Regions from separate parts of the Homo sapiens genome. Here region 2 is linked to region 1. Evidence: read pairs that join two places in POLR2A ChIA-PET (ENCODE). Cell type or tissue: GM12878. All regions are shown on one strand. Links, peaks and the distances in the headings refer to the core of each region. The heading gives the core; the rest is flanking DNA. Region 1 overlaps CACNB4 (calcium voltage-gated channel auxiliary subunit beta 4). Region 2 overlaps CACNB4 (calcium voltage-gated channel auxiliary subunit beta 4).

What was found. ChIA-PET counts read pairs that join two places held together with the same protein. Peaks named below come from ENCODE experiments on the same cell type or tissue, not always from the same donor. Only the 100,000 strongest peaks of a DNase experiment are listed, where the experiment ranks them.
Region 2: POLR2A ChIA-PET joins it to region 1 with 5 read pairs; 3 of 35 experiments call an interaction of 5 or more read pairs at or near these places.

The regions. Positions count from the first base shown.
Region 1 is chr2:151,903,304-151,915,271 of GRCh38, reverse strand. The region is part of intron 2 of CACNB4 (calcium voltage-gated channel auxiliary subunit beta 4); the gene reads left to right. Among named protein-coding and RNA genes, the nearest start is that of ARL5A, 81 kb to the right of the region's middle. RefSeq lists an enhancer at 1-425 and a silencer at 1,369-1,572. In GM12878, for the core only: no CTCF peak of the experiment used is centred there; DNase peaks (open chromatin) are centred at 9,181 and 9,381; H3K27ac peaks cover 693 bases.
Region 2 is chr2:151,967,153-151,979,120 of GRCh38, reverse strand. The region is part of intron 2 of CACNB4 (calcium voltage-gated channel auxiliary subunit beta 4); the gene reads left to right. Among named protein-coding and RNA genes, the nearest start is that of CACNB4, 130 kb to the left of the region's middle. RefSeq lists an enhancer at 1-202. In GM12878, for the core only: no CTCF peak of the experiment used is centred there; a DNase peak (open chromatin) is centred at 6,775; H3K27me3 peaks cover 605 bases.

The sequences.
Region 1 (11,968 bases), core at 2,238-10,237:
CGGCTGTGTTAGTTTGTGGCCAGTGTCCCTTCAGGCCTGACCCTGACCCATCCTTACTCATTGGGTGAGGCTTCCCTGCAGGAACTCCAATAACTTCAGCCAGAGGCTTAGGGACAGAATCTGGATGTCCCTGGGCCTGAGCCTCTAGGGGGAGGTGTGGCCGCAGTCTCTGTGGACCAGCAAACTTAGCCTCTCCTCTTGGTAGTTCTGAGGAATCTGGGTAGCCCAGATGAGTGGGTTTCCCCCAGCAAAGCACACCCCCTCCACCAAGGGACAAAGTGCTTTGTTAAATGGGTCCTGCTCCCCGTGCCACTCAACTGGGTGACACCCTCCAACAGGGGTTGTCAGACACCCTATACAGGAGGGATCCTGCTGGCATCAGGTTGGTGCCTCTTGAGGTCAGAGGTCCCAGAAGAAGGACCAGGCATCCATCTTTGCTGTTCTCCAGCCTCCTTGAGTGACATCTCCAGGCACTGGAGTGAATCAGATGAATAGGGCCTGAAGTGAACCCCCGCAAACTGCAGCAGCCCTGCAGAAGAGGGACCTGACTATTGAAAGAAAAACAAACAAGCAGAAAGCCACAACAATGCATCATCAACAACAACAAAAGGCCCCCACAAAAAACCCATCCAAGGGTCAGCAGCCTCAAAGACTGAGACTAGACAAACTCACAAAGATGAGAAAGAATCAATGAAAAATGCTGAAAACCCAAAAGGCAAGAGTGCCTCTTCTCTTCCAAATGATTGCACCATCTCTCTGTCAAGGGCACAGAACTGGACAGAGGGTCAGATGGATGAATTGACAGAAGTAGGCTTCAGAAGATGGGTAATAAAAAACTACACTGAGCTAAAGGAGCATGTTCTAACCCAATGCAAAGAAGCTAAGAACCTTGATAAAAGGTAAGAGGAACTGCTAACTAGGATAACCAGTTTAGAGGAACATAAATTACCTAATGGAGCTGAAAAACACAGCACGAGAACTTGGTGAAGCATACACAAGTATCAATAGCTGAATCGACCAAGCAGAAAAAAGGATATCAGAATTTGAAAACCACCTTACTGAAATAAGACATGCAGACAAGAATAGAGAGAATGAAAAGGAATGAACAAAGCCTCCAAGAAATATGGGAATTCGTAAAAAGACCAAACTTACAATTGATTGGGATACCAGAAGGAGATGGAGAGAATGGAAACAAGCTGGAAAACACACTTCAGGTTATTATCCAGGAGAACTTCCCCAACCTAGCAAGACAGGCCAACGTGCAAATTCAGGAAATACAGAGAACATCATTAAGATACTCCATGAGAAGATCAACCCCAAGACACATAATCATCAGATTCTCCAAGGTTGAAATGAAGGAAAAACTGTTAAGGGCAGCCAGAGAGTAAGGCCAGGTCACCTGCAAAGGGAAGCCCATCAGACTAACATGGATCTCTCAGCAGAAACTCTACAAGCCAGAAGAGACTGGAGGCCAATATTCAATATTCTCTTTTTTTTTTTTTTTTTGAGATGGAGTCTCGCTCTGTCGCCCAGGCTGGAGTGCAGTGGCGTGATCTCGGCTCACTGCAAGCTCCGCCTCCTGGGTTCATGCCATTCGCCTGCCTCAGCCTCCTGAGTAGCTGGGACTACAGATACCCATCACCACCCCTGGCGATTTTTTTGCATTTTTTAGTAGAGATGGGTTTTCACCATGTCAGCCAGGATGGTCTCGATCTCCTGACCTCATGATCCACCCTCCTCTGCCTCCCAAAGTCCTGGGATTACAGGCGTGAGCCACCACACCTGGCCTATTCAATATTCTTAAAAGAATTTTCAACCCAGAATTTCATATCCAGCCAAACTAAGGTTCATAAGTGAAGGAGAAATAAAATCCTTCTCAGACAAGCAAATGCTGAGGGGTTTTGTTACCCCCAGTCCTGCCCTGTAAGAGTTCCTGAGAGAAGCACTAAATATGGAAAGGAAAAACCAGTACCAGGCACTGCAAAAACACACCAAAATATAAAGACCAATGACATTATGAAGAAACTGCATCAACTATTGTGCAAAATAACCAAATAGCATCATGATGACAGGATCAGATTCACACATAGCAATACTAACCTTAAGTGTAAATGGGCTAAATGCCCCAATTAAAAGACACAGTGTGGCAAATTGGATAAAGTCAAGACCCATTGGTGTGCTGTATTCAGGAGATCCATCTTACATGCAAAGACATGTAAAGCTCAAAATAAAAGGATGGAGAAAAATTTACCAATCAAATGGAAAGAAAAAAAAAGCAGGGGTTGCAATTCTAGTCTCTGACAAAACAGACTTTAAACCAACAAAGATCAAAAAAGACAAAGAAGGACATTACATAATGGTAAAGGGAACAATTCAACAAGAAGAGCTAACTATTCTAAATATATATGCACCCAGTACAGGAGCACCCAGATTCATAAAACAAGTTCTTAGAGACCTACAAAGAGGCTTAGACTCCCACACAATAATAGTGGGAGACTTTAACACCCCACTGTCAGTATTATTAGACAGATCAACGAGACAGAAAATTAACAAGGATATTCAGGACTTGAACTCAGCTCTGGATCAAGTGGACCTAGTAGACATCTACAGAACTCTCTACTCCAAATCAACAGAATATATATTCTTCTCAGTGCCACCTGGCATTTATTCTAAAATTGACCACATAATTGGAAGTAAAACACTTCAGCAAATGCAAAAGAACTGAAATCATAAGAAACAGTCTCTCAGACCACAGTGCAATCAAATTAGAACTCAGGATTAAGAAACTCACTCAAAACCACACAATTACATGGAAATTGAGCAACCTGCTCCTGAATGACTCCTGGGTAAATAATGAAATTAAGGCAGAAATCAAGAAGTTCTTTGAAACCAATGAGAACAAAGAGACAACGTACCAGAATCTCTGGGACACAGCTAAAGCAGCGTTAAGACAGAAATGTATAGCACTAAATGCCCACATCAGAAAGCTAGAAAGATCTCACATCAACACCCTAACATCACAATTAAAAGAGCTAGAGAGGCAAGAGCAAGCTAATCCAAAAGCTAGTAGAAGACAAGAAATAACTAAGATCAGAGAAGAGTTGACGGAGATAGAGGCACAAAAACACTCCAAAAAATCACCGAATCCAGGAGCTGTTTTTTTGAAAAAATTAACAAATAGATTGCTAGCTAGACTAATAAAGAAGAAGAAAAGAGAGAAGAATCAAATAGACACAATAAAAAATGATAAAGGGGATATCCCCACTGACCCCAAGAAATACAAATTACCATCAGAGAATACTAAAAACACATCTATGCAAAAATAAACTAGAAAATCTAGAAGAAATGGATGAATTCCTGGACACATACACCCTACCGAGATTAAACCAGGAAGAGGTCAAATCCCTGAATAGACCAATAATAAGCTCTGAAATTGGGTAATTAATAGCCTACCAAAAAAAGCCCAGGACCAGACGGATTCACAGCTGAATTCTACTAGAAATACAAGGAGGAGCTGGTACCATTTCTTCTGAAACTATTCCAAACAACTGAAAAAGAGGGACTCTTCCCTAACTCATTTTATGAAGCCAGCATTATCCTGATACCAAAACCAGGAAGAGGTATAACAAAAAAAAGAAGACTTCAGGCCAATATCCCTGATGAACATCAGTGTGAAAATCCTCAATAAAATACTGGCAAACTGAATCCAGCAGCACATCAAAAAACTTATCCACCATGATCAAGACGGCTTCATTCCTGGGATGCAAGGCTGGTTCAACATACGCAAGTCATTGATAGAACACATCTCAAAATAATAAGAGCTATTTATAACAAACCCGCAGCCAATATCACACTGAATGAACAAAAGCTGGAAGTATTCCCTTTGAAAACTGGTACAAGACAAGGATGCCCCCTCCTACCACTCTTATCCAACATAGTATTTGAAGTTCTGGCCAGGGCAATCAGGCAAGAGAAAGAAAGAAAGGGTATTCAAATAGGAAGAGGGGAAGTCAAGTTGTGTCTGTTCACAGATGGCATGATTTAATATGTAGGAAACCCCATCACCTCAGTCCCAAAACTCCTTAAACTGATAAGCAACTTCAGCAAAGTCTTGGGACACAAAATCAATGTGCAAAAATCACAAGCATTCCTTTACACCAACAGCAGGCAAGCAGAGCCAAATCATGAATGAACTCCCATTCACAATCACTGCAAAGAGAATAAAATACCTACCTAGGAATACAGCTGACAAGGGATGTGAAGAACCTTTTCAAGGAGAACTACAAACTACTGCTTAAGGAAATAAGACAGAACACAAACAAATGGAAAAACATTCCATCCTCATGGATAGGAAGAATCAATATTGTGAAAATGGCCATACTGTCCAAAGTAATTTATAGATTCAATGCTAGTCCCATCAAACTACCATTGACATTCATCACAGAATTAGAAAAAAACTATTTTAAATTTCATATGGAATCAAAGAAGACCCCATATAGCCAAGACAATCTTAAGCAAAAAGAACAAAGCTGGAGGCATCATGCTACCTGACTTCAAACTATACTACAAGGCTACAATAACCAAAACAGCATGGTACTGGTACCAAAACAGACGTATAGACTAATGGGGCAAGAACCTCAGAAATAACACCACACATCTACAACCATCTGATCTTCAACAAACCTGACAAAAACAAGCAATGGGGAAAGGATCTCCTATTCAGTAAGTGGTGCTGGGAAAACTAGCTAGCCATATGCAGAAAACTGACACTGGACCCCTTCCTTATGCCTTACACAAAAATTAACTCAAGATGGATTAAAGACATAAATGTAAAACCCAAAACCATAAAAACCCTAGAAGAAAACCTAGGCAGTTCCATTCAGGACATAGGCATAGGTAATTAAAGAGCTTCTGCACAACAAAAGAAACTATCATGAGAGTGAACAGGCAACCTACAGAATGGGAGAAAATTGTTGCAATCTACCCATGTGACAAAGGTCTAATGTCCAGAATTTACAAGGAACTTAAACATATTTACAAGAAAAACCCCACGAAAAAGTGGGCAAAGGATAGGAACAGACACTTCTCAAAAGGACATTTATGCGGCCAACAAACATATGAAAAAAAACACAACATCACTGATCATCAGAGAGATGCAAATCAAAACCACAGTGAGATACCATCTCATGCCAGTCAGAATGGCAATTATTAAAAAGTTAGGAAACAACAGATGCTGGCGAGGCTGTGGAGAAATAGGAACGCTTTTACACTGTTGGTGGGAATGTAAATTAGTTCAACCATTGTGGAAGACAGTATGGCGATTCCTCAAGGATCTAGAACCAGAAATACCATTTGATATACCCCCCAAAATAAATCATTCTACTATAAAGACACATGCACATGTATGTTTATTGCAGCACGATTTACAATAGCAAAGACATGGAACCAACCCAAATGCCCATCAATCATAGACTGGATAAAAGAAAATGTGGTACGTATCCACCATGGGATACTATGCAGCCATAAAAAGGAATGAGATCATATCCTTGAAGCTAGAAGCCATCATCCTCAGCAAACTAACACAAGAACGAAAACCAAACACCACGTTTGCACTCACAAGTGGGAGTTGAACATTGAGAACACATGGACACAGAAGGGGGAACGGGAACAACACACACAGGGCCTGCTGGGGGTTGGGGAGTGAGGGGAGGGATCTTAGAGGGTGGGTCAGTAGGTGCAGCAAACCACCATGGCACACATATACCTGTGTAACGAACCTGCATAATCTGCACTTGTATCCCATTTTTTGTTTTTTTTTTTTGTTTTTTTCCTCCCTGAGATGGAGTCTCGCTGTGTCGCCCAGGCTGGAGTGCAGTGGCATGATCTCGGCTCACTGCAACTTCCACCTCCCGGGTTCAAGCAATTCTCCCTGCCTCAGCCTCCCGAGTAACTGGGATTACAGGTGCCCGCCACCATGCCCCGCTGATTTTTTTTTGTATTTTTAATAGAGACAGGGTTTCACCACGTTGGCCAGGCTGGTCTTGAACTCCTGACCTCAGGTGATCCGCCTACCCTTGGCCTCCCAAAGTGCTGGGAATACAGGCGTGAGCCACTGTGCCCACCAGCCCCCTCTTTTTTAAAGAAGAAATTATATATATATAAATATATATATTTATAAATATATTTATATATAGATAGGATTCAGGGATAGTCAATGGTAAAAACTTACCTAAAGTTTTTTTTTCTTTCTAAATTTATCCAATTAATATTTTTCAAGCATAACACCTGTTCCCTTTCTTTAAAAAAAAATTAAATCCTTTGTCACCTTTGCACCTCAAAGAAAATGCGGAAATATCTAAAATACCAGCTTACTTCCATTTAAATATGCCCCAAATGAAGGGAATTTGAGAAAACACTTAGGGCATGGGATTTGATAACCTGCTTCAGAAACCTAGTCCTGTGCCTGATAACCTTTACTGTCTTAGTCAGAAAATGTATTCCTATGTCTGACTTAAATCTCTCAAGCTGCAGCAAGGCATGTTTTCTTTCACTCTGCCCTCACTGCGAAATGGCTGTCTGCCAGCCCTTGAGTTTGAGCCTTTCAAATTCTTAAAGTATGTTATCTAAAGTCTTCCCTTGGCTTTTTATCTACAGATGAGTTGGTCCAGATTTTTTGCCATGACTTTCATAACTCTTTCATCATCTGCAGCTTCCCCCATGCTTCCTTCAGGATCTTCTTCACTTTTCTTTGAGTTGCAGATTCCTAAAACCAAGCAGGGTTGACAATGCCAGGAAGGTACCTTAGCTAACAGCCTACACTCACAGCACCTGTTCAGGTACCCTGATTGGCCTTAAGTGACTGTTCTAACTGGAATAAAATCCTCTCTTTATCATCAAGCAAAATGGTCAGCTTTTCTTTGCCTTCAGAATAGTCTCTGCATGGTGTCTGCTTTCAAACTTTCCAAAGTGCTTAGTTTACCACCTCTCCCTAAATATACCACTGTCTATCTTATAAAGCCCGGGAACACAGAAATTAGCAGCAAATGATCTCCTTATTTTCTGTTTTTAATGCCTGTGCACCTTAACAGGTTCTTTGGCTGCAATCAGACTCCCTCCTGGCGTCTTTGTTCCTTTTCCCTGGGCCCTGCCTCTCTGACTGGGCTTTGACAGCAGCAGAGACTCTTACCATCCTCACGGTCTCCTCCTGCAGCTCTTTTTTTCTAATCCGTGGCAGCAAGCTAGGCTTCAGGACAAAAGCCTCTTGGAGAATATTTGAGAACTTTCAATCCTCCTGTGACCCTTTTGAAACACCAACTCAGGATGCTTTTTATTCCTGGTTGTTATCTTTGCAATGATCTCTACTCTACCTCAGTTTCTTTTCTTTAGAAACTGTGTGCTGACCTGATTGAAATATTCTCAGCCCACATGAGGGAACAGCTATGACAGCCAGTGAAGAGGACTTTCCTTGCTGTGCTCTTCCTGGCTGAGACCAGGAAAGGAGGGCCGGCCTATCCATCACATGTCAGAGAAAGAAAACAGGAAGAATGGCCAAGATGTTTAATCACTTTTTGAAGCTGTTTTTCTTATTCAAAATCAAGTCAATATTTGATTTTAAAAAACACACACTAAATACAATATGGTATTCTGAATTGCAATGCTCCTGGAACAGAAAAAGGACATTAGTAGAAAACCAGTGAAATCTGATAAAGACTGGCGTTTTATTAATAATAACGTGCCAGTGTTACTTTCTTATTTATGACAAATGCACCTTGGTTATGTAAGGTGTTAACATTAGGGGAAACTGGGTGAAGGGTATATGGGAACTCTGTACTATCTTTGCAACTTTTCTGTAAATCTAAAATTATTCCAAAATAAGATTATTTTAAAAGATAGCCTATATTTTTTCTTTCCAGTAATTTGGGTTATTCACCTCTATTTCTTTACTGGTTAGTATATTAAGGACCTGATTCAGGAAAAAATATGAACATAAACTAAAGCTTTTGTATGCAGAAAAGAATGGTTAAGTCTATAGCTAGCTGATCTAGGTCCCTAAATGAAAATACCTGAACATATATTAGGGTCCTTGCTTGTTCTGTTTTCCCTACCTCTGTTCTCTGATTACCTGTAAGTTATTTACTCATTTCCATGTTTTCTCATTCAGTAAACATTTATAAAACTAGGTACTGAGTTTAACTCAAGGAAAAAAAAAAGAGATGGATAAAATGTGGTTTTCACCTCAGAGTACACAAGCTAGTGGGGAATAAACATATAGAGATAACTGCTGAATAATGTAAGTGCAATGATAACAAATGTACACAGTAATTTTAATGGGAACTAAGCAAGCCTGAAAAAGGTTATCAGAAAAAACATCCTAAAGGTGACATGCCTCCGCCTTCAGGATGAGTAGGAGTTAGGATGAATGTACCAAAGAGACACGTCAGGGTAGCAATCTACATGATGTGTTCAGGGAGCTAGGGAGTGACAAGCTTTTCAGCATAGCATGAGGGAAGACTGATAGGATGTGGAGGGAGATGAAGCTGGACAAAAGACAAGAGCCTGACTTAGGGCCATCAGAATTAGAAAGGCCTTCTGTTGCTGGACAAGACTGTAGTTTCACCCTTTAAATCATAAGCAGATGAAAGTAGGACAGCAAAAGATAAAGACCAGAGAGTTTCATCTCACCTTTATTCTCCATCAGTTACAGTGGCTCAGGCATTTTCTGAAAATATGGCTAACCCCAAAGGAGCTATTCTTGCCATGAAGGAAGTTAGTGGCTTCATAGATAGAGTAACTGCTCTTAGGCTCTTACCCTCTTCCCTAGCAGTGGGGAACAGTGGTTTATTTTTAAAGTTTATATAGGTACTAATGCTCAATGATTGCTACTTACAAATAATGCATAAGACAGTGATTTTCACCCCCTGCAAAAGAAATGTTTTGCTTTTACTCATAGGGCAACCAGTGGCTTCAACTGCTTTCTATTTTTGAAAACTCATGTGATGAAACATGAGAAGTTCTTATTTAAAGGGGTTGGTGAGATGCTTCTTTTAAATGCTGTCACACTGTTGATCATGCTTGAATTGGAGCTAAGAATAAAAATTCAACTGAGTAATTTCTGTTGATGTAGCGTCCCTCAACTTTTTGGAGAAAAATGTCAAGTTTTACATTCTGGTTTCATTGCAGTTCCTGGAGGCTACTGAGTAGGAAGAGGATAGCGTGATGTGTGTGCATGCATGTGCTCATGTATAGAAAGACAGGATGAGGTAGCTGCTTATACAGAGCTAGAAGGAACTCTAGCTAACTTAGAGTTTTGACTAAACACTCTTTTTACTTAAAGGTAATCTGGCTGTATCAGGGTTTACTCCCATTGAGTTGAATATGAACTTGATAGACGAAGTGGAGAATTCTTTCAGTTTTGTGAAAAGTTTAATTATGAAATTGTTTTAGACAGTAAATGACACATTCCCATTTCTTGTCAGTGAATATTTATTGAAATCTAGCCCTTCTTGCCTTGCCTTTCTGGTTGATCTCTTTAGCTGTCAAGCTCGCTGGTCATCTTTCCCTTGCTGGGCCTTACATGTCATGTTTTCTTGAGTTGTGAAGAATAACCATTTGTTAGCTAAAGACCTTTCTCTGATCTAAAGCAACTGATACTTGAAAGAGTAAATAAACGGAACCTGATCCCTACTTTATATTGCCAGGTACAAAATACATTTGTGGCTATTCTATCATATTATTTTTGTAGGTCTCTGAATTAAAGAGAGCAAAGCTTCTTTCTACTCAAGACTTGCAAACACTTGGTTTTGACAATCAAATTATCTCGTTCTTAAGTTTATGAATCGTTGTCTTCTGCTGCAGAGAGAATTGGATTTTTAGTTCGAAAGATGAGTGCACATCGGGAAGATGTGTTTTAGGGGGAAGCAATATGTATTTTGCATTATCTGTACGATGTGAGAAACTGTAAATTGATAATACAATATGTTAGTAAATGAAATGGCAATGAGTAGCAAGCAATGGGCTGGAGAGAACTCCAGGTTGGGGGTAGAAAATGATTATTATAGGCATCCTAGGCATAGTGGCTGAACTTTCTGTTTTCTCCTTCTTTGGGAAATGGGTTTAATATTTTAGGTTCATCTGCAGGCCTGGGCTACATTTAAGAGTACAGTATCCTGGCACGCACTTGAACCATGCTGAGAGGCTGACAGCCAAAATGAGCTGGACCTTGTTCTCACTTTGTTATTTGATTGCAGGCGATGAGGGGAAATGATAGCATTCTAGTTCTTCTTTTTGAAAAACTATGCATTACATTTCAGAATGTTTCACTGCCCAATAGTGCATAGTTTTCAAGTGTAGTTCCTCTCTTACCACACAGCTAAGTAATCCTGGAAGCCAAATAAATGGACTGTATTTATTTCAAATTCAGTTCTTAAAAGATGTCTCAGCTGGGCGCGGTAACTCCTGCCTGTAATCCCAGCACTTTGGGAGGCCAAGGCAGGCAGATCACCTGAGGTCAGGAGTTTGAGACCAGCCTGGCCAACATGGTGAAACCCCGTCTCTACTAAAAATACATAAATTAGCTGGGTGTGGTGGTATGTGCCTGTAGTCCCAGCTACTTGAGAGGCTGAGGCAGGAGAATTGCTTGAACCCAGGAGGTAGAGGTTGCAGTGAGCTGAGGTCGCACCACTGCACTCTAGCCTGGGCAACAGTGAGACTCCGTCTCAAAAAAAAAAAAAAAAGAGTTATCTCTAATTGTTACTGTCTTTATGTTGAGTATGTTAGGGTTCACTAATTTATGGTGTATATCTGGATTTTTTTCCCACCTGGTTAGTGGAATAAAATAGGAAGTTGAATAACATGGCATTTATTATGATAGTAACCAACAGGGCAACTGGAGTTAGCATACTTGTAGCTTTTGTAAATTACTCAATTGTCACTCAATAACAGGACAGTTATTTACTTGATTGTGATTGGCCGAGGAATAATAATGGCTCCATTTCAGCAGATAAATAGTGAGGATTTGAATCTTTAGTAAAATTAATGACAGCTGGAGGAATTCCCAGCTGCACATGTAACTAGAAGTGCTTAACTACCCAATTAATCATGAATGGATGGATTCAGTGAAACACAAAATTCAATCTGCTTTTGCAGCGGTGGTTTTGAAAAATTGGAGGCAAGCGTTTTTTTCTCTATTGAACGCAACTCTGAGTGTCTAGGAAAATGCCATACATTTTTTAGGATGAATGCAAAGAAATATGAGTCCCATCCTTCTTTTTTTGCCCTTCTTCCCTCCCTTCTTTCCTATACATACTTATTATACACCTACTATATGCCAAGCCCACAATGGGGACACAAAGATGAAAAAGATACACTACCTGCCCTTGAGGAGTTATTGTCAGAAAGGTAAAATAGCCACACGTACAGTTGTAACACAACGGATGGATGAAATGGAGTTTGCCAGATGGGCAAGGAGAAAAGGGGCTTTTTAAATAAGAGTCAGTCTCCTGTGCAAGAGCAGGGAGCTTTCAGAGTATGTACCTACCTTATACAACAAGTATTTTACCTGGGTGCCTACTATGTGCCACACAGTGTGGATGAGATATGTTTGGAAAAGTGTGAGAAGCATGTTATTGGCCAGAGCATGTGGGAGGAGAAAGATAAAAGATGGGCCTGGAGATTGACAGGGACAATTTCAAATGTCACTTTAATAGTGTCATTCCCGGTTTTATTCTTCTTTTCAAAGTAAATGAATTTTTTTTTTAAGACAATCTCTCTCTGCTGCTCAGGCTGGAGTGCTGTGGCGCAGTCTTGGCTCACTGCAGCCTCCACCTCTTGGGTTCAAGTGATTCTCCTGCTTTAGCCTCCTGTGTAGCTGGGATTACAGGCGTGCACCACCACATCCGGCTAATTTTTTTTTTGGATTTTTAGTAGAGATGCGGTTTTGCTGTGTTGGCCAAGCTGGTCTGGAACTCCA
Region 2 (11,968 bases), core at 2,474-10,473, 64 kb before region 1:
GTCTTCTGGGCAGTGTTTTGTGACAGGGTGGGGTGGTCCAGGAGTGGCTGGTGGGGATGATGGAGCAAGATTCCAGACAATTGAGGAGGCCAGTGGGAGAGCGCTGGGTACACCCAGGTACAGAGGAAACACACAGCGTTCAGTGGGGTGGCTGAGGGCGGGGGTGCTGTCACTAGGTGGAGGAGGTCTGGGCAAGCATGACAGCCTTGGCACGAGGAGCAGTCAGCCTGGCCAGATAGAGCAGGTAGGCTGCCGGCAGGAGCTGGCATGAAGGTATGAGGGCAGCAGGAGGCTGGGCTCAGCTCTGGCGGCTGAGACCTGAGACTCTGGTGGGATTGAGAGGACCAGGCCGGCATCAGGGGCAAGGTTTAGCAATCCCACCCTAGAGGCAAGGGCATCAGGGCTTTAGGCCAGAACCCAGGCGGAGAATGATGAGAACTACCATAGCAGCCCTGTGCTTGCTTGTGGAGCACAGTTGGTGCCAGGTACCCATCCGAACGTTTTATTAGACCAAGGCTTTTAATTTGCACAATCTTCTTGATAGAATCCTCATTTTGTAAGTGAGGAAATGGAGGCACAGGAAGGTAGAGTAGCTTACTGAGCGTTACCCTGCTGGGAAGTGGCACAGCTGGGATATGCAGGCAGTCTGGCTCCAGGGTCCCTGCTCATAAGCACTTTGCTTCATGGTATTCTTGTTACATATCACAGGGAGGACCATTCACATGGGGTGCATGGGGCCCTTGGAGCTGGGCAATGTGGGCTGCCCTGATTCCATACTTCTTCCCTTAAAAAAATTAAAAAGGCCAATTCTTCCACACTGCCTCCTATGTATCTTTCATATCTTAACTCATTAATTTCAAAACTATTATCTCCATGGTCTTCATGGGGCCTGGAGAGACTCTGGACATGCCTGCCTAGTTGGTAAGCTGAGCTCCGCCTCAGAGAACTACAGCAGAGGACTAATAGAAGTGGAATCTGTTGTCTGTAGTTTTTTTGTTTGTTTGTTTTGTTTTCATTCCCTTGTCTGCCCTGTTGCTACCACCTATCTGATGGGCTCCAGGGAGGAAACAGGGTTATGATATTCATTCTTGCAATGCCACACAGATTTCTAGAGGCAAAGGAGTGGAGTACTATTACTTGCAGAGCAGAAGATGAGAAAATTCATCTAGCACACTGTAGTCACTTAGTAAAATTTAAACAAAAACAAACAACAAAATAATTCCCAAGGCTGAATTGGCAAACAGAGACCTTGGGCTTGTGTTCTAGCCCGTGGAGCCAACAGGAGGGCTAGCCTTGGCTGAGTCCCAACATTATTCCTTTGTCTCTTCTCTGAGTTCTTGCAGTTCTGCTATAGAACGCATAACTACACTGGCTTTGAAAAGTTAAATTCCCGAGAAATTTAGGTGGAAAATTAGAATCAGAATTGCCTTTTGCTTCTAAATCTGCACCAGTTTGTCTTGATCATGGCTATTTAAATCTCATAGCTAATAGCTAATCTTCTCACTTTGGCTTTTCTCTCCTTCTTCTCTCTGTCCAAACAAGTGGAAAACAGAAATACCTGTCCTTTGTACTCTACTGTCAATTTCATGGGTTCACTCTATGATAAAGCCCAGCACGGGTAAGGAAAAGGGACTTAATATCCCTAAGTTTGAAGCCCATGAAAAAGAACTGAAAATAATGTGTCCTTGTGATACAAAATAGAGCTGTCCTAATTTGTTGAGGGACATGCCATTTCCTCCACTTAATTTAGCTCAGTGGAGGCATTTGTCAAATTGCAAGGATACCTTCCCCATCATGAATCACGTGGCATTTATAAACAGAATCATAGAGATGATGCTTTTTCATAGGGCTTTTTTTGACTTTGAACTGTTGATCATAATGAGAGATAACTGGAAAAGAGTTGAGTCAGAAACACATTTAACAGGGCATTCTCAGAATCAGAGGCAGCCTCCTTGAGGCTATGCAGTTTTGGAGGCTACTCAGTAATGAGAGGTAGGTGGGTTCCTGGGAAGCACCAGCACAAGATGAGCCCCAAGGTTTTCAAACTTGTTCTCACTGTAACCTCAGGTGGGAGAAGTAGGCCAGAAACGGGGTGGTTTCTCTTTCATCTTCTTGACCATCATTCAGCTGGAGAACTGTTAAAGTCAAAACCAAGAAGGTGCCAGTGTCTTGGTTGCTTTTCACTACCTGCTGCAGTGAAGTGTGAAATTTGGCCCTAGGAACTTGAACTTGCTGGAATCCATAGACCCTTTTACTAAAAGCTGGGGACTGGAGCTGATCTGAAACAGGCTCGGGAAGCTCCCAGGGACGTCTCACTACTTCTCAGCCTGGTCTCAGTTTAGAGAATCTTGGGGCAGAGATAGTCAGTTCTAAGATCTTTCTAGAGTTCTGAGCTCACTTTTCTGGAACTCCTTAGAGTTCCTCTGGGGAGGTTCAGAGCTGAGCGTCTCACTGGGGTTCCTCTGGAACTCTGGGATCAGCCCGAGTATTGGGTTGAAACCCTTAGGTGACTCACAGGTGTGGTGCTGATTCTGTGTAGATCCAGACCCTAGGGGAAGACTCCCCAACCTGTGATCTGATTTTTAGTTATCAGCTGTGGGTGAACAAAATGACTTCTGATGGGATAATTTTTTAGAATGGAAGGCGTGGGAAAAATAGGAATTTCCCCAAAAAAGTGACTTCTCTCTATTTCACCAAATTCCTCTTGGGAACACGCCTACTGCCCCTCATCTTGAAAACTCTTATCACGGAGGAAGTGGGGGAAGGAACACTCCAGTATAGAACATATGGCTTTGAATAAAGTAATTGAACCTTTGTAGGCACTAAAAGGCCAGATAAGGCAACTCCTGGTGTTTTCCCACCTCTTACAGTTTATGATTCTGAGTCCAGCACATTTCTGACTTCCTGGAAAGCAGGCAGAGCCTGCCCCTTCACATCTATTCTTAGTTAGAGGGGTTGGGTGCAGGAGCAACCACAGGCTGCTATATGTGATCCAGTGCCTCCCTGCTAACATCCCTCCCTGGTCAGACTCGCTGACTGCATGCATTAGGGTACCGTAAAGTGCGCCCCTGCTCTTTAAAACTTCCTTTAGGCCCTCACATTGGCTATAGGGAGCGCTCCACGGCAGCCATCCACAGAAGAGCCGAGCTATGTACAGTTTATCCAGTTGGGAACAATTTGTCTCATCTTGGTGAATTGTGAAAGTGGGCTGCCTCTGTCTTCTCCCCTTAATTTAGATGTCCATTTTAACACAATCGGGGAATATCTATACTTGCAATTGAAGTGGTAAAGTCGGGAAATGATCTGGAGAATTTAAGAGAAAAAAAGAACCTCTTGTCTCAGTTTTCTGTTGATTCTGGTTGAAATACCGTATGGCTGTAATTAGAGAGTTAATAATTAAAATAAGAGTCTGACACATGAATTTGAGCACAGCAGCCCTTTGATCTGGTCCTCTTGGTGTATGGGGGAGGGAACCGAGGTTCCACGTGGCCAGGGACTTTCTCCAACATGCATCCTTGTCGACAGGTAGAGCCAGCACTGGGTTTCTCTCTATGGAATCCCGTTGACTGCACTCATCCCCTGCTGCTGTCCTCCCTCCATGGGGGCACAATCTCAGAGGTGACAATCTGTTCAAACCCTACCATTTTAGGATTCTGAAGGACAGCAATATCTTCTTGCTATCATTTATATTTGACAGTGGACTAGGTATTGATGCCACTCCCAAGATGTGCGACTGTGATTGAAAGACATGAACGGGTCAGCACAGACCTGGAAGAACTATGCTCTGCTCAGCTGTTGTAGCTGTTGTGTTATTATTTTGACTCAGGTTTGTTCCTTTAAGAGTTACGCTTTTCAGAGATACTGGCTGGAAGGACAGGCCTCCTTTCCTAGATCCAGGGCCAGCCAGTTACTCTTGTGCTGAGCTCCCATGAACTGCAGCCAGTGCCTTCCAGCTGACAAAGCAGCTTCTCAATGGTAAGTGTTTATGTTGCACTTTAGATTTGCAGAGTTCTTTCCCTAAGTTATTTCTTACCTCATTTTGGCGGGTGAAGAAACCAGAGCCCATCAAGATGGTGACTGACTGGTCCAGAGTCATCTGACCAATTAGTGGCAAAGCTGATACAGGGGACTTAGAGCCTCTGAGTTTCTGGGTCATTACTTACCCAGTCAGTCATGCAGCTTCTCTAAAATATGTTCTGTGCTCCTCACCAGCTTCTTTGTCCTCCTGAATTTAGCTGGCTACTTTTAGAGTGGGCCATAAAGCTCTCCTGTTTCAAAGCTGCAGCTTTTTTTTTTTTTTTTTTTGGTTGACCAGAAAGTTCTAAGTACCTAGAGAAACTCATCCCAGGCTGCTGCAATGTGGGACCTGTCCTAGGTCACCTGAGTTGCGGTGTGGAGCAGCAGGTGGAGGGAGTCTGACGTTTCTATTTGGGTTTTGGGGAAAAGACCAATGCCACTTCAGGATTATTAAAGATTTGTGCATGGGAAGGGGATGAAGAATTTACGTGAAGACATTGGCTGTTGCTTAAAGTTGATTTAAAAACATTCAACTAAAGAGCATTAAACATTTCACATCTAAAAGTTGAGAAGTTTTTGGCTTCCTTTTCAAACTTCACCAGTTGGGACACAGAGCTCTTTTCTTGCCAGTGAGGCAGAGAGACTTCAACGAGAATATTGAAAACTTTTACTATAGAAATTCCCACAAGAAATCTTACCATCTGTTTATTCTAGTCATTTTTTTCTTCACATTGGGTGTAAAGATTTTTTTTATGACTCATTGCCCTTTTGACTTAAATGCATCTGTTAAGTACAGATGTTGGATGAGATTAGTATCTGTTTACCTGTCTTTACATGATATTCTCTGAAAATAAAATCTTTCCTTTGCTCCCTTCTCCAATTGTGAATTTAATTAAGAAGATGAGCAGTTGTGTTTGGAGTATTCAATAGTTTGCCTTTCCAAACATTCCACGCAGCCTTTTGGATATTGATAAGTGTTTATTGTAGAACTAACAATACAGGCGAAACAGGAAGCAGCTCTTTGCTGGGTAGGATGCTCCGAGGCGCCCTCCACTCTCCGAGGGAACGCTCTTCAGCTGACTGAAGCAGGGAAGCCGAGCCAATCAGAGGCCGCTTTCCTAGCTCAGTCACCAGTCTGTGGTTGAGGAAGGGTTTTGCTTTTTGTGCTCTGTATTGGGAAGGCAGATAAAATGCCAGGTCTGGACTGCCTCTGGGGATAACCTCACCCTGTGGGATGTGAATGAATAGCATCTTGCCTGGTAAATCCACAGGAATTGATAAGGCAGGCGCAGTTCTCCCAAACAGGCCTTTTCTCTTTAAGCTGTAGCTGTGGTTTCTGCAGCAATTTTGTTTTTGCCTTGAAAGAGGTGCTCTGGATTATCACACCTCCATGTATGACAATTTGTACCTGCATGGAATTGAAGACTCGGAGGCTGTAAGTATTTTCATAGATAGCTAATTCCCTCTCCCCTCCTCTTCCTCCTCCCACTATCCCCTCCACCCCCCCGCTTCTTATTTCTTAGGCAACGCAGGGAACATGGAGCAGAAAGCTAACATCATTCTGGGGCTTGCTGGCTGCTGTGTAAATGTTCTCTGTGTAGTTTATAGGTAACTAAAATTATTTATTGTCAAGCAAAAAAGAAATTAGGGTGATGGCAAAGCATTCAAGAGTGTAGGCTGTTTGAATTTATACATTACCGGGTCCACGTTTGATCTCACCAGGGGTAACTGCTCCTTGCAGACTGGTTTAAACTATGCAGAAAGTGCCTATGTTTTCCAATAGCAGGGTTCATAGAAAAGCCTCATTCATTATATAATACACATTGTTTGTTGAGCTAGCATGAATGGAAGTTCCTAAGCTGTGGCTGTATTATTATGTGCTTTCTGGCCAAACAAGCAGTGCAGATATACTGCTTCTTTGTTAAGGAAATCAGATGCTAGGCTTGTGGCCATACAGCAATCCAGTGCAGAGGCAGTGGGCAGTGTTCCTATACTCTACCTTGGAAGAGCGAAGCAGACTCACGTGTGTTTTGGGTTAGAGAACTGGACTCCTTCTCCCCCCTAGGTCAGGCTCATGCAATCTGTTAAAATCAGGGTGAAATAATTTCCTGAAATCCCTGAAATCATACCATAGAGTGCTAGCTTTTAAATATAAGGTAAAGCTGATAATTGAATCTTTCTTTTGACTCTTGCTGGTGGTAGTTCCTATTTTTTTCATCAATACACAGAAACCTCGCAAGGTAGAATGGCTGGGGGTGGTTAATGGGAAGTGCTGTGGGGAGTCTGAATTTTATGTGAGTGCAGTGCCAATACATGTTGCTACATTTGAAACAGGAGTGTGTTATATAAGATTCTCTGGCTAAACCACCAAATAAACAGGTTATAACAAAAAAAAAACAAAAAACAAAAAAAAACCCTGTGGTATACGTCAATGCAGACGTATATGTCTAATGATGTGCTATCCATGAAAGATAGAAATCCTCAGTTCTGTTAAGGCATTCCATTTTTCCTTCCTGTCTGTGTGTTTTCTCTAACTCTAACTCTGTTTCCGCAAAGTCTCTCTGCGTGTTGCCCAACGTGCTCATAAATGATCAGACTGTCAGTGTATTGTAAGGGACTGTAGTCTGAAACATTGGTGGCTGAAATCAAGAAGGTCCACACTTGCAGGTGGGGTGGGGGAATGGCAAAGGCAATTACAGGAGTTCAGTAAGCCAGCTTCCTGGGCTGGTTTCTTCAGAAGGCCTGATCACTTCTTCTACCCCTTCTCTGCTCACTCAGTTATGAAACCTATGATGCCTTGTGAATTGTAAGTTTTATTTTCGGCCATTGATTTTAAACTTGGGCAGGCAGTGAATTGCACCGAAGTGGACTGGAGTCATTTTAGAAATGCCTGTAGAAACTGGCTGCTGTGAAGAGTTGGCTAGGAACTAATAAATCCAGCTCCTTGTTCTCCAGAACTGTATACATTTCAGATGCACTGGTTCAGAGGGGAGCCATTATAAGTATGAAAACATTTTTTTTTTTTTTTTTTTTTGCCTTTGGGTCCAGTGTCACAGGACAGCTGAGTTTTTCTGTAAGATGGGAAGTGAAGAGTGCAGTGACTTGACTCGGTGGCAGTAGTTGATGGCGGGTAGTGCTAGGTACTGCAGTGCTGTACTCCTGGTGACTCAGTGGTGGCCAGCAGGCTGAGATCCTCCGGGCTGTGCACATCTGTGGAGGTGAGGAAGGTGGGAAACATGAGGAGTGGAGTTGGGCATCTGGCCAATCCTCAGTTGAGAGTATGGGAGGCTTTCAGGTGGGCGGGATTGAAACCGTGTCACATAAATCAGGGGAAGAGAGAGATGTTCGGAGGGGTGAACTGACTCTGAATGCTCATTTGAGTTTATTTGTTTTTATAAGGAAGAATAATGTGATGTGTTACCCAAGATGGTGTGAACAGAGCTTCAAGCCAATGGAGAAGACTAGGCCTAAATAGCTGACCTGGTGAAGTGACACATAAAGCCACACCTGGAGTGCCACCTCCTCAGCAGTCTTTCTCAGTGCCAATGCATTTATGGCTGTAAGTGTGGGGGGTTGTCCAGATGGAAGCAGAGCTCTCGGAACAGGTCTGGTGGATAGGCGTGGAAAGGCTTTTCTCAGATGGCTAGCTGCAGTCCGAGAATATATAGGCACTAAAAGCTGAGTACGGCACTTCGGTTGGGGGTGGGGGTTGGGGAACCATCCGCATATGTCCTACCGTTCTGTGCTGTTGAAAATGTCTTTGTGGGGTGTGTGGGGGTTAACTTGTGATAAGTGATTATTTTCAATGTTTTCACACAGTAAGCTTGTAATAAGATCATCTTGCCTAGGGACAATTTTATTCCGAATAAGAGTAAACCATTATTATACACTGTTAGCACCTCACATCCCCACAGTAGGAGAGAGATGTTGGTACTGTGATGCAAGGCTTTCTTAAGAGTTTGGTCCAAAAGTAGATGTTATGCTCCCAGTGCCCTAGATTTTAGTTTGTAACCTCCGTGTTTCACATACTCTATATGTGAAGAGAGAGGAAAAAGAAACATGCCGAAACACACTTGAGTCAGGCATTTTAGATTCTTTTTTTTTTTTTTTTTGAGACGGAGTCTCGCTCTGTCGCCCAGGCTGGACATTTTAGATTCTTGAGTCCTGTGGAGCCTTTTTGGGCAAGTCCATTAACTTCTGCTTTGGTGTCCAGGAGGGTAGTTAAGAATCTGGATTACAAGGAAGTGCAAAAGATCATTCAGTGCCCCACAGCAGGGCCCCACTTCCGAATAGGAGATTTCACACAGAACGTCACCTTACTTCTTGTATTACCTTGACATAGATGATGGAGTGTGTGCTTCCAGATGAACCCATACCTAGCCCAGGCTGGTTCCAGTGGATCATGCACATCGACTCTTCCTACATTAGCTGCTATATAAGAGCTGCCTATTCTACCTTCACTGTCCCCACTGTGTGTTAATACAAGTTCTAGTGGCCAAGATTTTTTTCATGGACTGAGCCCCCCATGTACACTATACTATGTGTTTTCATCTGATTTGCAGTAGATTTCATTAGACCTGCTCTTTAGTGTGTACGTGTATTTCATAAATGGATTCATTGTGTATTTTGATGTTTGTGGAATTATTCTGGAAATAGATTTATTTTTTCATTCATCAGGTTTATTACACAAACCGAGGGATGTTCTTATGGGGATCCATGGACGCAGCAGAGAAAGTTACCAAAAACCTACCACCCAGAAATAGTCATTGTTAATATATTGCTACACACCCTTTCAGATGATCAATCCACATATATGTAAATAGGTCAGTCTCAACCTGCTACTGTGTGTTGCACCCTATTCTGTCAAATGCTGTTCTTACTTGAGAAAATGTTGAGCATACTAGGACTAGAACTGGCCTGCACAGGAGACACTTTGCAAAATTTAAAGCTCCTACATGGACCTTCTGGAATTGTGAGTAGCTTGAAATACGGATTCTTAGGGTATATTGTACGGTGATGCCGGGGTTAGTTGCACATAGGAGTAATAGTTCATTTCTCTGACACAATTGCTTCCATTTCCAAATGCTTAAATTCTAAAGCATTTAGAAAGAGGGACCTGATCTTTTCCTGTGAAAAAGATGATCAGATCATCATTCAGGGCAATTTCCAGAGAGGAAAATATAGTCTTTAAGTGTTTTCAATCATAGAAAGGAATCATAATATATTGATTAATACTGTTAGAAATTTTATGTATGTAAAAGTTACAGCAAAGTAAATTTTACAAACTTAATATGTATGTATAACAATATCTGAGTGTATATATAAAAGCACATACTTAAATTTACATGTACGTACACATTATTATAAGAATAGCTTTGTGTTAAACTATTTATTTTCTATAAGCTGTGGAACTATGTATGTTTGTCTCAATGTCTGTGCACCTCTGCATGCATGCGTACTGTTCACCCTGGTACCTTCACCTACATTCATATACAGATATGTTCCATGCATCGCTAATTGATGGTTAATGCTAAGTGGGAGATGTCTACTGTGGAGCTTTTGGAGATGGAAAATTAGCTGCTTTTGATGTGAACAAAGATACCCAAGAGAGTTGAAAGGCAAAGCAGCCTCAAGAGAATAAAGGATTGCTCCTTTCAAAGATATAGTAAAGTTATTTTAAATATGAAGATATATCCTTGTGCTTGCTAGGGAGGCGGATAAACTTCAGACAGAAGGATTTATATGTTTAGGGGCCTTCAGAAGACACTTTAGGGATTTAAGGATTAGATTTCTTTTGGAAACAAGAAGGCCAGAGGTCTCTATGGTTTGGTGGATCAGAGCATCTCTTCTGGAGTCAAAAAGTCTTTCTGGCCTATTTATAGAGAATGAGGACTGATCTGTAAGAGAATCCAAGGACTGGATGTTGGCATCTCTGACCACAGAAGAAAACCAAATGTTGCTCCTGGTTTGTGTAGGGAATTTGACTGAGAAAAATCAAGTTGTTTTACTCAGCTGAGCTGTGTTGGTGTTTGGCTAGGGGTGTGTTAAGTAAATGACAAACAGGGCTTTCTCTTCAATCAGCAATGATGGTTTTCTAAAATATATATTGAAATTATTTCTAGATATAATTGGCATGGAGCCAAAGAGAGAAATTCCTTGAATCGATCAGATCCCATGAATTTGCTGTTCCAGCTTGTCAATCTTGCTGCTTTCTTGTTAATTTTCTATTTTTGAGTCACAGAGGCAAGAATTCGGATCAATCCTCGCCAGGTACTTCCATGTCTCCTTTTCTGCTGCTGTTATTATTATTATTAGATTATGATGAGTCAATCCAGGATTTTAGAATATGGCCCTGTGACTCCCTTTGTATGTACTCAATGGACATTCCATTATTCTGTGGTGCAAGACATTCTGTAAAAGGGTCAGCAATAACCGTGAAAAATCATTATTTTAGGGTGAAGGTGGGGAGGCTTCCCATTACCTTAGCTCTTCTCTTTCTGTGGGGTTCAGCTTGGACCTTATTTCTATGTCAACAGTTCTCCCATTCTGGTCACTGTCTCCCCTTTACCGTCTCTTACCCAGGTGAACAAGGCCACTTAAGGAGGACAAGAGGATATAACTGGACTGGTTATCATCGTTCATTCTCTTCTCTTCCCTCTCCCACTTGTCCTTTAAAATAATCATGAAGCCATGAACTCAGATATCCATAACATTAAGTTAAAAATTGTACCAAGGAAGCGCTACAGATATAGGCTCTGTGTTCTCATCTACATCGGCTGATTTAGGGGCCTTTCATGTGTTTGCATCAGGCTCTGGCGGCTGTGAAAACAGCAACAGCTGTAACCTGCCACACTAGAAAAAATACATTCATTGGGTGGATCCCCGAGTTCTCACAGGAGGCTGGGGCACTGCCGTGTAAAGCTAGCGCCCTGCCCTCAGAACAACTTAGTGTGTAAAACCTAAAGGAGCTTACAGTTCATATAAAATAATGACAACTTTGAGCTTTTTAAGACTTTGAAGGGCGTGAGTCTAAGATAAAACTGTGTGGCTATTTTTACAGCATGTATTGGTATGCCAAAAGAAGGTAGCCCAGATAGCTCACGTGACAATTTTTGACATCTAAATAGACCAATACTTGCTCTTGCTCTACATTTTATATTCTTTTATAACATAACTATATAGTTTTAGTTATAAATATTTTCCTCTCTTTTTAAATGGTGCCACATTATCAGTACTTCCTGTGTCCTTTTTTTTCTTTTGTGTCTGTCATGAGAAATATTGAAAAGTCTTATATTTAAAACAGGATGTTTTGAATTTGCTTTTAGCCTTTTCATTCAGAGGAGTTGATCCAAGGTATCCACTCAGACATGGAGATTGGCAACTGTCAATTACTCAGGAGCTTGTCTGTGTAGTTTGTGGAAAAAAAAAAACAACAGTTCTCTTATTTTGCCTTTCTTATGCCTGTTATTCCTTAATCTCCCTTTTCTTTTTAGCCTGAGCATCATATAGGAAAAAGATTCTGACCTTCTACGTTATTACTCTATTGGCAGCTTTGTTGAAAAGTTTGGTGAGTGATAAGGTTGTAGTTGAAATTGTTTCTAGATCTTTTTAAATCTCCATAAGACTTAAAAAATTTTGCCTTCTATTGGGCATATCTATCAGCCAGGAAAATTTCTATTTTACTTTTTGTACTTTGTATTATGAAAAAATGTTGTAGTATAATAGTGTCATGATTGAAAGTGGAGACAGACCAGGCGCGGTGGCTCACACCTGTAATCTCAGCACTTTAGGAGGCACAGATGGGCAGATTGCTTGAGCTCAGGAGTTTGAGACCAGTCTGGGCAACATGGCAAAACCCCATCTTTGCAAAAAAATAAAAATAAAAAAAATTAGTGGGGCATGGTGGCATGTACCTGTAGTCCTAGCTACTCAGGAAGCTGAGGCAGGAGGA